2 separate regions of the Homo sapiens genome follow, and region 1 is linked to region 2. Evidence: chromatin contacts called from ENCODE Hi-C or POLR2A ChIA-PET data. All regions are on one chromosome and are shown on one strand. The core of a region is the stretch at or near the end of the contact, and the rest is flanking DNA. Distances in the headings are between cores, read along the strand shown.

Region 1 (5,997 bases), core at 3,131-5,630, 150 kb before region 2:
GGAGTTTTCAGTGGGGATGGAATCCAGGCTGCAAAGAGAAAGCATTTGTATGTGAACGCTTCTGGAAAATTACTTAAAGCTGGGCTCAGTGGCACACGCCTGTAGTCCCAGCTGCCCAGGAAACTGGGGTGGGAGGATCTCCTGAGCCCGGGAGGCTCAGGAGGCTGCAGTGAGCCATGATTGAGTCACTGCATTCCAGCCTGGGAGACAGAGCAAGACCCCGTCTAGAAAAATAAGTAAGTAAGTAAATAAATAATGACCTAAAACCATCCCAGAAGACAGGAACATGAGTCTCTGAAGGCCTCTGTATTAGCTATCTATTGCTGTGTAACAAATTGCTTCAAAATTTAGCAGCTTAAACCAATAAAACATTTATCTCACAGTTTCTGTGGGTCAGGAATCCAGGAGTGGCTTTGCTGGGTGGTTCTGCCTCAGGGTATCTGCCCTGTTTACAGTCATGCTGTTGGCTGGGCTGCAGAGGCTGGAAGCCTCTTTGGGGCCAGATGATTTGTTTCTGAGCTTGTTCATGTGGTTGTGGTCAGAAGGTTTCAGTCCCTCATGACATGGAAGCTGGCTCCCTCACTAAGTGAGAGAGAGAGAGAAACCAAGAGAGAAGTTTTAAGAAAGAGAGAGGGGCTGGGTGTGGTGGCTCACAACTGTAATCCCAGCACTTTGGGAGGCTGAAGCGAGCAGATCACTGGAGGTCAAGAGTTTGAGACCACCCTGGCCAACATGGTGAACCCCATCTCTACTAAAAATACAAAAATTAGCCAGGTGTGGTGGTGCACGCTGTAATCACAGCTACCCAGGAGGCTGAGGCACGAGAAGCACTTGAACCTAGAAGGTAGAGGTTGCAGTGAGCCAAGATGGTGCCACTGCACTTCAGTCTGGGCAACAGAGTGAGACTCCATCTCAAAAAAAAAAAAAAAAAAAAAGAGAGAGAGAGAGAAAGAACCAAGACAGAAGCAGTATTGTCATGATGCACCATCACTTCTGCCTAATTTTACGGGTCACACAGACCACCCTGGTGCAATAGAGGAGGGCACTGCACAAGGTGGGCACACCAGGAGGCAAAGGATCATTGGATCACTGGAGGGCATTTTGGAGTCTGGCTAACACAGCCCCATGACTTTTTTGTGATTTCTCATTTTATTTTATTTATTTTTTTGAGACAGGATCTCACTTTGTCACTCAGGCTGGAGTCCAGTAGCATGATCTTGGCTCACTGCAGCCTCAACCTACCGGGCTCAAGTGATCCTCCCACCGCAGCCCCCCATAAGTAGCTGGGACTACAGGTGCACACCGCCACACTTGGCTAAATTTTTTGTGTGTGTATATTTTTAGTAGAGACAGGGTTTTACCATGTTGGCCAGGCTGGTCTCGAACTCCTGAGCTCAAGCTATCTGCCTGCTTCGGCCTCCCCAAGTGCTGGGATGACAGGTGTGAGCCACTGCATCTGGCCCTGTTCTCACTTTAAATATTCACCTTTTTCCTTCTCCTCCTCCTCTTCCTCTCCTCCTCCTCCTTCTTCTTCCTTCTTCTTCTTCTACTTTTCTTTCTTCTTCTTCTTTTTTATTTATGTTTTTGAAACAGGAAACAGGGACTCGCTCTGTCTCCCAAGCTGGAATGCAGTGGTGCAATCACGGCTCCCTGCAGTGTCAACCTTCTGGGCTCAAGCAATCCTCCTGCCTCAGCTCCCGAGTAGCTAGGACTATAGGCACATGCCACCACACCTGGCTAATTTTAAAAAATCTTTTGTAGAGACAGGGTCTCACATGTTGCCCAGGCTAATCTCGAACCCCTGGCCTCAAGCAGTCTTTCCACCTCGGCCTCCCAAAGTTCTGGGATTATAGGCATGAGCCACTACACCTGGCCTAAACATTCACTTTTATACCTAATTTTGTACTTAAATTTTGTATTTGTTTTAAAGAAGGCTCCCCCAAATTGTCTAAGCTTCAGGTACCACAAAACCTGGATCCATCCCTGGTCCTAAGACAGGTCTTCAGTTTTTTGTGACAGTGGGTGTTAGAGATTTTGTACAAAAGTTCAGAAGCTGGACTCAGCCCAGCGAAAAGGTTTGTTGATCTGCCTGGGGGAAGGTGTGGATTTCAGCCCATCCCTGTATGCCTTCACTCAATACTCCTTTGAAAGCATAAGCTGCTGGAATTAAACCAGTGGTTTTGATGTGCTTGGAGCTGAAGATAAAGTCCTGTTTGCACACTGTAATGGTGTATTTAAACATTTTGACAATTATCAGGTGAAATCTTTGGCTGTTATTGACTCCGCTCCTCTGTAAGTGATTGTGTGCGGCAGGAGAGTCTCTCCACCACATGACTGGGCCCTCACTTACAGGTTAATTGACTTGTTTGGTCGCTTTCTTCTTAAGCCACAGGAGTGGTGAAATGCAATTTTTTTCTTGTGTTCTTTCGTAACACACCAAGACAAACAAAGCTGAGTTTTAAATCCTGTTGCATTTATTAACTTTTGAGGGTCTAGCTATGAGTTTTCAGAAACAACAACCAACCACCAGCTCTTCTGATCTTGGTTTGAATCTCTATGATCTGAGATAAATTAGGTTCCCCCCAAAAAAACACACCCCCACCCCAAGTTGGACACTGAATGATGTATTGGGAATTTGTTTGATACAATAAATGTCCACTATTTATTTATTTATTTTTTGAGATGGGGTGTCTGTCACCCAGGCTGGAGGGCAGTGGTGTGATCTCAACTCACTGCAACCTCCACTTCCCAGTCTCAAGTGATCCTCCCACCTTAGCCTCCCGAGTAGCTGGGGCTACAGGCCTGTACCACCATGCCTGACTAATTTTTTGTAGAGGCGGGGTTTCACCATGTTGCTCAGGCTGTCTTCAACTCCTGGATTCAAGGGATCTCCCCCCAACCCCTGAGATGGCATCTTGTTCTGTCACCCAGGCTGGAGTGCAGTGGCACCATCTCAGCTCCCTGCAACCTCCGCCTCCCAGGTTCAAGTGACTTTCCTGCCTCAGCCTCCCAAGGAGCCGAGATAACAGGCATGCAGCATCATGCCTGGCTAATTTTTGTATTTTTATTAGAGACGAGCTTTCACCTTGTTAGCCAGGCTGGTCTTAAACTCCTGACCTCAAGTGATCTGCCTGCCTCGACCTGCCAAAGTGCTGGGATTACAGGCCTGGACTCAAGGGATCTGCCCATCTCAGCCTCCAAAAGTGCTGGGATTCCTGGCGTCAGCCGCTGGGCCTGGCCTATTATTTCTTATGAGTCTTTGGGTGGTTGCATGGCCCTTCTGTTGGTCTCACCTGGGTTTGCTCATGAAGCTGCACGTGGCTGAAGGCTCAGCCGGGACAGCCAGGTGGCTAAGTCTCTCTCATTCTGTGGGTTTTCTTTCAGAGTTTCTTCTGGTGTGGTGGTCTTGGGGCAGAGTTCCAAAAGAGTGAAAATGGAAGCTGCAAAGTTTTTCAAGGTATAAGCTCTAGACGTGTGCAGCGTCTCTTCTGCCCCACTATGTGGTTAATGTAGGTCCCAAGAAGCTCCACGTGGGTTTAAATCATGTTGGTCTTTTCAGGGCTGTATCCTCAGTATCTAGAATAGAGCCTGGTACATAGAATATTTATTGATGCAACTGAGATTATCATAGTGTATTTTTCTGTGAGCACAGCAGCTTATTCACAGCAGCAGTTTCCTAAATGGTGGCTATTTTATTATAGCTTTCCTAGGGGAGACACATAATGTAAATTTTCTGTTATTTCTTTTCTTTTTTTTTTTTTTGAGACAGAGTCTCGCTTAGTCCCCCAGGCTGGAGTGCAGTGGTGCGATCTCAGCTCACTGCAACCTCCGCCTCCCAGGTTCCAGTGATTCTCCTGCCTCAGCCTCCCGAGTAGCTGGGACTGCAGGCACCGGCCACCACACCCAGCTAATTTTTGTATTTTTAGTAAAGATGAGGGTTTCACTATGTTGACCAGGCTGGTCTCCAACTCCTGACCTCAAGTAATCCACCCGCCTCAGCCTCCGAAAATGCTGGGGTTACAGGTGTGAGCCACTGCGCCCGGCCTCAGTTATCTGCTATTTCTAGGAATACTTTAGGTTGGCACAGAATGAACACTGATCTTAACTGCTTTCCCCAACCTTCCCCCAATTCGCTGTTATCTGATACTCAGTAAACTGCCAGAGATGCATTACCAAAATAATATGGAGGTGGTCAAAATCATCATGAAGAATGTAGACATGGAATCTGTTTGCCTGCGTTCAAATCCCGGCCCCACCTCTTACTCGCTGTGAGACCTTGGATGAGTCATTTAAACGCTCTATGCTTTTGTTTCCTCATCTGTAAAATAGGCTTAATAATTGTACGTATTTCCTGAGATTGATAAAAATTAAATGGGTTAATATTTGTCAAGTGCTAACAAGAGAGGTTGGCATGCAGTCACTGTTATGTAAGAGTTAACTATCATTATAAGTAACGCACAGGCCCTGACTTTGAGTTTCCAATGAGTCACTTTCTTCAGATACCACAAAAACTTTTGGGAGATATTGTTCTCTGCCTCATCTGACAGTCTTCTGGGAATTAGGAAGCCATCAAGATGAACTCTGAGCAAGAGTGAAAGCAGTTCATGACTGGATAGCTTTAATTCACCTGCTTCTAATTTCATCCATGGTGTATAGATTGTTAACTGTGGTTTTCTATCAATAGATATGAATTAGAATGCCTTTTATGGAGAAGTCAGCTTTACAGACTTAAATAGAAAAATAAGGCTGGATGTGGCGGCTCAGGCCTGTAATCCCAGCATTTTGGGAGGCCGAGGTGGGTGGATCATTTGAGGTCAGGAGTTCCAGACCAGTCTGACCAACATAGTGAAACACATCTCTACTAAAAACACAAAAATTAGCCAGGTGTGGTGGCACGTGCCTGTAATCCCAGCTACTTGGGAGGCTGAGGCAGGAGAATTGTTTGAACCTGGGAGACAGAGGTGGCAGTGAGCCAAGATCATGCCACTGCACTCCAGCCTGGGTGACAGAGCAAGACTCTGTCTCAAAAAAAAAAAAAAAAAAAAAAAAAGAAAGAAAGAAAGAAAAAGGAAAAATTATAGCAGGAGCTTTCCTTTATTGATTATTATTATTTCATTATGAAAAAATCTAACATACAAAAGGAGAGAAAATAGTATCATCATCTCCCTTGTCCATTATCTGGTTTCTACAATTATCAGCTCAAGTGGGCACAGTGGCTCATATCTGCAATCCCACTGCTTTGGTAGGTTGAGGCAGGAGGATAATTTGAGCCCAGGGGTTAAAGACCAGCCTGGGCAACATGGCAAGACCCTGTCTCTACAAAAAATTTAAAAATTATCTGGGTGGGCCAGGCACGGTGGCTCACGCCTGTAATCACAGCACTTTAGGAGGTCGAGACAGCTGGATTACTTGAGCTCAGGAGTTTGAGACCAGCCTGGGCAACATAGTAAAACCCCATCTCTACCAAAGATACAAAAATTAGCCAGGTGTGGTCGCACACGTCTGTGGTCCTAGCTACTTGGGAGGCTGAGGCAGGAGGATCACTTGAGCCTGGGAGGCAGAGGTTGCAGTGAGCCAAGATTGCGCCACTGCACTCCAACCTGGGTGCACACCATCCAAAAAAAAAAAAAAATCAGCTGGGCATGGTGGCACACACCTGTAGTCTCAGCTACTCAGGAGGCTGAAGCAGGATGGGGATCACTTGAGCCCAGAAGTTGGAAGCTGCAATGAGCTATGATCCCACCACTGCATTCCAGCCTGGGCAACAAAGCAAGATCCCGTCTCTAAAAGAAAAATAAAAACATAAAAAAGATATTGACAATTAGCAATTTAGGGGCAATCCTGCTTCATCTTTCCCTCCACTCTTGTTCCTGCTGCTTGGATTACTTTGATGCAAATCTCAGCTATCACACCACTCTGTGGATACTTCCGTGTGTATCTCTAAAAAATAAAGACTCGACTTTGGTCATAATCACAATTCTAATATCATACATTTTA
Region 2 (6,312 bases), core at 1,541-4,040:
CCGGATTGAATGCAGAAGTAAATAACTGTTTTCTATTAAGTCAGGTAATTATATGCAAATATATGTTTTTAATTATTTTATAATTCTCATTGTTTCAGAAGTTTTGTTTTTTGCAAAAATTGTTATTTATGTTAATATATGATGGGCTTTAAAAAGTGAATGAGGGCCAGGTATAGTGGCTCATGCCTGTAATCCCAGCACTTTAGGAGGCCAGGCAGGTATATCACCTGAGGTCAGGAGTTTGAGACTAGCCTGGCCAACATGGTGAAACCCTGTCTCTACTAAAAATACAAAAATTAGCCGGGCATGGTGGCGGGCACCTGTAATCCCAACTACTTGGGAGGCTGGGGCAGGAGAATCGCTCGAACTGGGGAGGTGGAGGTTGCAGTGAGTCAAGATTGCGGCATTGCACTCCAGCCCAGCCTGGGTGACAAGAGCAAAACTCCATCTCAAAAAACAAAACAAAACAAATAAACCAAAAAAGTGAATGAGTCCGGCTTGGTGGCTCATGCCTGTAATTCCAACACTTTGTGAGGCCGAGGTGGGAGAATTGCTTGAGCCTAGGAGTTGGAGACCAGCCTGGGAAACATAGCAAGACCTGGTCTGTACTAAAAATTAAAAAAATCAGCTGGGCATGGTGGCACATGCGTGTGGTTCCAGCTACTCGGGAGGCTGAGGTGGGAGGATCACTTCAGACCAGCAGATCGAGGCTACAGTGAGCCGTGATCACACCATTGCACTCCAGCCTGGGTGACAGAGCTGAGACCCTGTCTCCAAAAAAAAAAAAAAAAAAAAGGTGAATGTTTCTTAAGTTTTAATTTCTAATATGGTGAATACTGACATAACCCACATAGCAGAAGTTATTACAGGTTTCCAGTTTTTAAGAGGTAAAGGAATCCTGAGATCAAAAGGCTTGAAATCTAGTGAATTTGGTTGGAACTCTAGAAGCATTTGACTTAAACCTTTCACCTTGTTGTATTTGGTATCTTGTAGCACACCCAGTTCCTGCTACAGCTGCCTCTATTCTGTGCTGCTTAAATACGGAGGAGGTCTGAGCTAACCAATCTGAAGTTTGGCCAATTTCAGGGGCATTTAGTTGTTAACCTGAATCTACTTCTTTTATTAGTAAGAAACATATCTACTATAGAGATTTAGGACTTTGAACAGCTGTATAACATTATAGGATATGTCTGGTACTCAGTTGTTTCTGTTTCTGAATCACAAATCGGCCATTAATTTTAAATAAAGACGTTTTGTAGCATATAATACAATTTCTGATGATCTACTTACTAGTTTGTTAATTCCTCACACCGAGTCATCAGCTCCTTGAAGGCAAAAAAATTCCTGTTTTGATCAACAATTCATCTACCCCAAGCACTTAGCATAGGGGATACTATTTCCTTTTTCTATGTGGATGACACCCGATATGTTGAACAGTGACCACTCTTAAGATACTTGGTGAAGTAGGTTTTGGTTTTAACCAGTTTAGGTGTATGGATGATTTTACAGAAGTTCGTAATAAAATTTTCTTGCCTCAGATATTCTCTAATAATAATGAGGTGCCCCCAGCTTCATTTACTAGACATGGATAGGCAGGTTTTGTGAAGTACAGAAAAAAAGTTCTTTAAAGTTATGGATCATGTCACGAGGTCAGGAGTTTGAGACCATCCTGGCCAACATGGTGAAACCCCATCTCTACTAAAATACAAAAAAATTAGCTGGTTGTGGTGGTGCACACCTGTAGTCCCAGCTACTCAGGAGGCCGAGGCAGGGGAATTCCTTGAACTCGGGAGGCAGAGATTGTGGTGAGCCGAGATTGCACCACTGCACTCCAGCCCGGGTGACAGGGCGAGACTCCGTCTCAAAAAAAAAAAAAAAGTTATGGATCATGAAACTAACATTTGAATAGCAACAAAGAAAAAACCAAGCTATGTTGTATTTTATTTTTTATTTTTATTTTTTAATGTTGTATTTTAAATTGAATGATGTACTTCTCCTCCTCTTTGCAGTATTTTATATTTTTGCTTACTGCACATTTCTTCCCTGAAGCAATCTTGACCTAATGGTATAAATGTTTAGCTCCACATAAGACGGTAGCTATTTTTTGGAGAGGAATGGAGAGGGTCAAGGGTTTTATTGAGTTTTCAGTTCTGATACCTTTTAACCTTTTTACCAGTGCTACCCCACCCTCCAGAAAGCAAATAATGTTGAAAGCTTTTTTTATTTTTTAACTTTTTGATATATATTTTCTTATTCATTATTTGTATTGTTGTCATCAGATGAATAATGGCTTTAGAGATTTATTTGAAAAGACAAATTCTATTATCAGACACATAACTTCTAGGGATATGGAAACTATTATTATTGTTACTGTTTTGAGACGGGATCTTGCTCTGTCCCCCAGGCCAGAGTGCGGTGATCATGGTTCACTGCAGACTTGACCTCCTGGGCTCAAGTGATCCTCTTACCTGAGCTTCCTAAATAGCTGGGACCACAGGCACATGCTGCCATGCCCAGCTAATTTTTGTGTTTTTTGCAGAGACAGAATCTCACTATGTTGCCCAGGCTGGTCTCAAACTGCTGGGCTCAAGCAATCCTCTTGCCCCAGCCTCCCAAAGCGTTGGGATTACAGGTGTGAGCTACTGAAACTGGCCCGGAAACATTTTTAAAAAAGGATTCTTTTGAATTTAAAGTTATTTAATGATTACTGAAGAGTAATAAGCTGTGAGGTCAGGAAAAAAAGGACTGAGCCACAGACTAAGCAGCAGTACAGATGATGACCTATTCAGGAAGTCTTGTGAGTCAGACTTGCCGTGTCGTGTTGCTAGAGTTACAGATCTGCTCCAACCTCTTTGCTTTATAAGAAGGACATCTCTCTGTTCTACCTTCAATATCTTTTCTTTGAAAAATCAACCCAAAAGTCTTTTATTAGCTTTACATTTATTTCTACAGTCTTAATTTTTGTAACATCAGTGTTGCAGGTGAACAAACTCATTGTAGCCTCTATTTTTGATATTGCTGGACAGGGCTAACTTTAGTACTATAGTGGGAAGTTTGTTATTTTGTTTTTTACTCTACAGGCACTCTGGTTTAGGAATATTTATCTGTCTTGCATTTGACCATGGTTACCATTCCCCCTCTTCATTGTTTACTTAGTGTACCATGGTACACTTTATGTACCATCCTTGCTGCTCTCAGCTGTTTGGTTACCAGGTGGCTAATGTTGTCATCTCTTAAGCTTTAACATTTACTTCTCAATACTGTCTTTTCCTCTGTGAGGTAGATGGAAAGAATAGATTAGAAGAGAATGGGGCATATGCTGTGATCATCTCTCCTTTACATCTTTATTGCTTATTAATTTAATTTATATCAGATTTCATTTCTGCTCTGTGCACATACCCACTGTCCCTCCTCACCACTCTTCTTTATCCAGTTCTTTCTCACTTACCTTAGCATGGCTAAAACCCTTGGTTTTTATTTATCTCTTTCTTCCTCTGCTGTTTTTATTTTCATTATATGCCACAGGGACAAACTTAGGTATAAGTACTACTTTTGATGTAGAGATACTTATGTCTGTCAAAGGAAAATTAAACTACAAACCCCAGAGGTAAAAAATGGTACACAATACTGGGGTTTAAAAAATCTCCTCCTCGGCCGGGCTCATGCCTGTAATCCCAGGACTTTGGGAGGCTGGGGTAGGTTGGTCACCTGAGGTCAGGAGTTCGAGACCAGCCTGGCCAACATGGCGAAACCCCGACTCTACTAATAATACAGAAATGAGGTGGGTATGGTGGCAGCTGCCTGTAATCCCGGCTACTTGGGAGGCTGAGGCAGGAGAATCGCTTGAATCTGGGAGGCGGAAGTTTTAGTAAGCCGAGATTGCGCCACTGCACTCCAGCCTGGGTGACAGAGCGAGACTCCATCTCAAAAACAAAACAAAACAAAATAAAAAAGCCCCACTCCTTCTGCCCCTCCAGACCAGGGTCTCACTCCCTTCACCCAGGCTGGAGTGCAGTGGCGCGAACCTTAGCTCACTGTAACCTCTGCCTCCTGGGCTCAGGTGATACCCCCACCTCAGCCTCCCGAGTAGCTGCGACTACAGGTGTGCGTCACCACGCTTGGCTAAGTGTTTTGTATTTTTTGTAGAGACGGCGTTTTGCCACTTTGCCCAGGCTGGTCTTGAAGTCCCGGGTTCAAGCTGTCCTCTCATCTTGGCCTCCCAAAGTGTTGAGATTACAAGTGTGAGCCACCACACCCAGCCAAATTATTTCTTTTTACCTCTGTAAAAGGAGAACCTTCTCTGTATTTTAAGAAGATGTGGAGTTGGTCAAAAGTACAGCTGATGGGAAAGCAAAGGAGAACTGGAGTTTGAAAAGAGAAGAGGAATGGTGGTAGTTAAAAAAAAAATTTGTAAAAAATAGAGTTACATACAAGTTTACACAATGGTTTAGAGCTTACAAGGTAGGAAGCAGAGACAGAAATAGTGTAATATGTAAAATGTTATAGTAAAAATATGGAAAATGCTTAGGATAAAGAAGGGAAAACTTTTGTCTAATTGGGAGAGTCGGGGATGGTTTTACCAGAGGTGACAAATTAATCTTGAAGGGCAGGAATATTCTAGATGGAAAAGCGATGTGGGAAAGATTAAAAAAAAATTAGTGACTTAAGGTTAAAAATAAAGGAAATGTTTCAGTTACCTTTATTAAAAACTTTTAGTATAAAGATCATTTTGGGGTTGCTGGTGGTGATTGATGAGGAAGAAGTATGACTGGTAACAGGTTGTTTAAACTGAAGCCAAATTCAGGTTTATGAAGCTCAGACTTAAGTCTGTTCTTATATATGAGATAGATTCAGTGTATTAAATTGTAGAAGTCAATGTAACCTTTAAAACAAAAGAGTTACCCGGCTAGTTAGTATGCTGTCAGGAGAGGGTAACTTGATTTGGATATGGATGGAATTGGCTCCCTTAACTCCCTCTGTACAGTGTATTATCTGTGAACTTCAACTCTGTTGCTCATGTAGAGGTTGAGAAGTCTCTTGGCAGCAAGTTTCCAGTTGCAACTAACACCTGAGTTGGCTAATTGGTATGCCCAGTTCTAGCACTCTAGTCTCTGGGGAGTTTATGTTTAAATTCAACTTCATCAGGTTTAAACTGGAACATAAATGTGCAAGAAGGAAGAGAGAATGGAACCTTGCGCATAAAATAATTTACATTCAGATGCTTTTCTGTTCAATTTATATATTAAAAATAGGATGTTTTACTTTATTGTTTCTTGCTAGCCCTTCACTCAATATGCTGGCATTATAAAGCAAAGATAGTGGAGAAGAAATTACCAAGAACTGAAGTTGTACTGTTTTCTTGTATACATCTCCACCAAGGTAGTTTCTTGTAGATACCATGTGTATGTTTTGTTTCTAAAAACTGTAGGCTCCTAGCTTTGCTATTCATTGTGTTCAAACGATTCCTTCTTTTTTTTTTTTTTTAACACTTACCAAATTTAATTGTTTTTCTGTTTTCCTGTTCTGCTAGCCTGAGAGTTCTAGTAATTGGTAGTGACATTTATCCCTGTTTTCTGGGGCTAAAATGATTCTGGGCATGCAAAACGTTTGAGCTGAAATGGAATTAAATTGAAAAAAAAAAAAAGGATTGTGTTATACTTTATCCTACAAAACATAATAGCAAATTATCAGCCACAAAACAAAAGGATATAAAAAATTTCCCTCTCTGACAGAGGATGAGGAAGCAAAAGAAAAATAAATAAGTAGGCCAGGCGCGGCGGCTCACGCCTGTAATCCCAGCACTTTGGGAGGCTGAGGCCGGTGGATCATGAGGTCAGGAGTTCAAGACCAGCCTTTCCAAGATGGTGAAACCCCGTCTCTACTAAAAATATAAAAATTAGCTGGGCGTGGTGGTGGGTGCCTGTAATCCCAGCTACTCGGGAGGCTGAGGCAGGAGAATCGCTTGAACCTGGGAGGCGGAGGTTGCACTGAGATTGCGCTACTGCACTCTAGCCTGGGCGACAGAGCAAGACTCTGTCTTAAAAAAAAAAAAAAATTAAAAAAAATTTTCTTTTCTTTCCCCTCCTACTTATCTCCTCACAGCTCTTAACTTCCTTACCAGCATTGAAAGAAACAAAGGTAGGAGGAGATACTAACTGGAAGAGTCATCCACTTGAGGAGGAAGCTTTTATAACAGTTCCACGTTATAAAAGCTCTTCCCTGCCTTCCCCTGTCCTTTACACACGTTATATTTGTCTTCAGTCCTTTCTCCGTGGTACCAGTTCTCTTGGAGCTCCTCTTATTTTATTAGTA

What was found. Hi-C counts contacts between places; a loop is a spot of excess contacts on that map. ChIA-PET counts read pairs that join two places held with the same protein, here RNA polymerase II (POLR2A). Pooled maps may share reads with other maps.
Region 1: a pooled map shows a loop between it and region 2 (6-fold over the local background). The contact joins two enhancer-like sites. A Hi-C loop is called at or near these places in 4 of 168 maps with a recorded cell type or tissue (MCF 10A, PC-3, PC-9 and 1 more), 1 of 37 single-sample maps with no recorded cell type and 15 of 50 pooled maps. POLR2A ChIA-PET finds 5 or more read pairs at or near these places in 11 of 52 experiments (BJ, GM12878, PC-9 and 8 more).

Annotation. Positions count from the first base shown.
Region 1 is chr20:47,453,116-47,459,112 of GRCh38, forward strand. No RefSeq gene overlaps it. Among named protein-coding and RNA genes, the nearest start is that of LINC01754, 44 kb to the left of the region's middle. RefSeq lists silencers at 37-237, 316-516 and an enhancer at 733-942. Within about 2 kb of position 4,381, at least 2 of the 41 ENCODE cell types and tissues checked have a DNase peak (open chromatin) inside an H3K27ac peak, as active enhancers do; they include PC-3 and PC-9, where a contact is called at or near this core.
Region 2 is chr20:47,607,866-47,614,177 of GRCh38, forward strand. The region is part of intron 2 of NCOA3 (nuclear receptor coactivator 3); the gene reads left to right. Among named protein-coding and RNA genes, the nearest start is that of NCOA3, 110 kb to the left of the region's middle. Within about 2 kb of position 2,791, at least 11 of the 41 ENCODE cell types and tissues checked have a DNase peak (open chromatin) inside an H3K27ac peak, as active enhancers do; they include PC-3 and PC-9, where a contact is called at or near this core.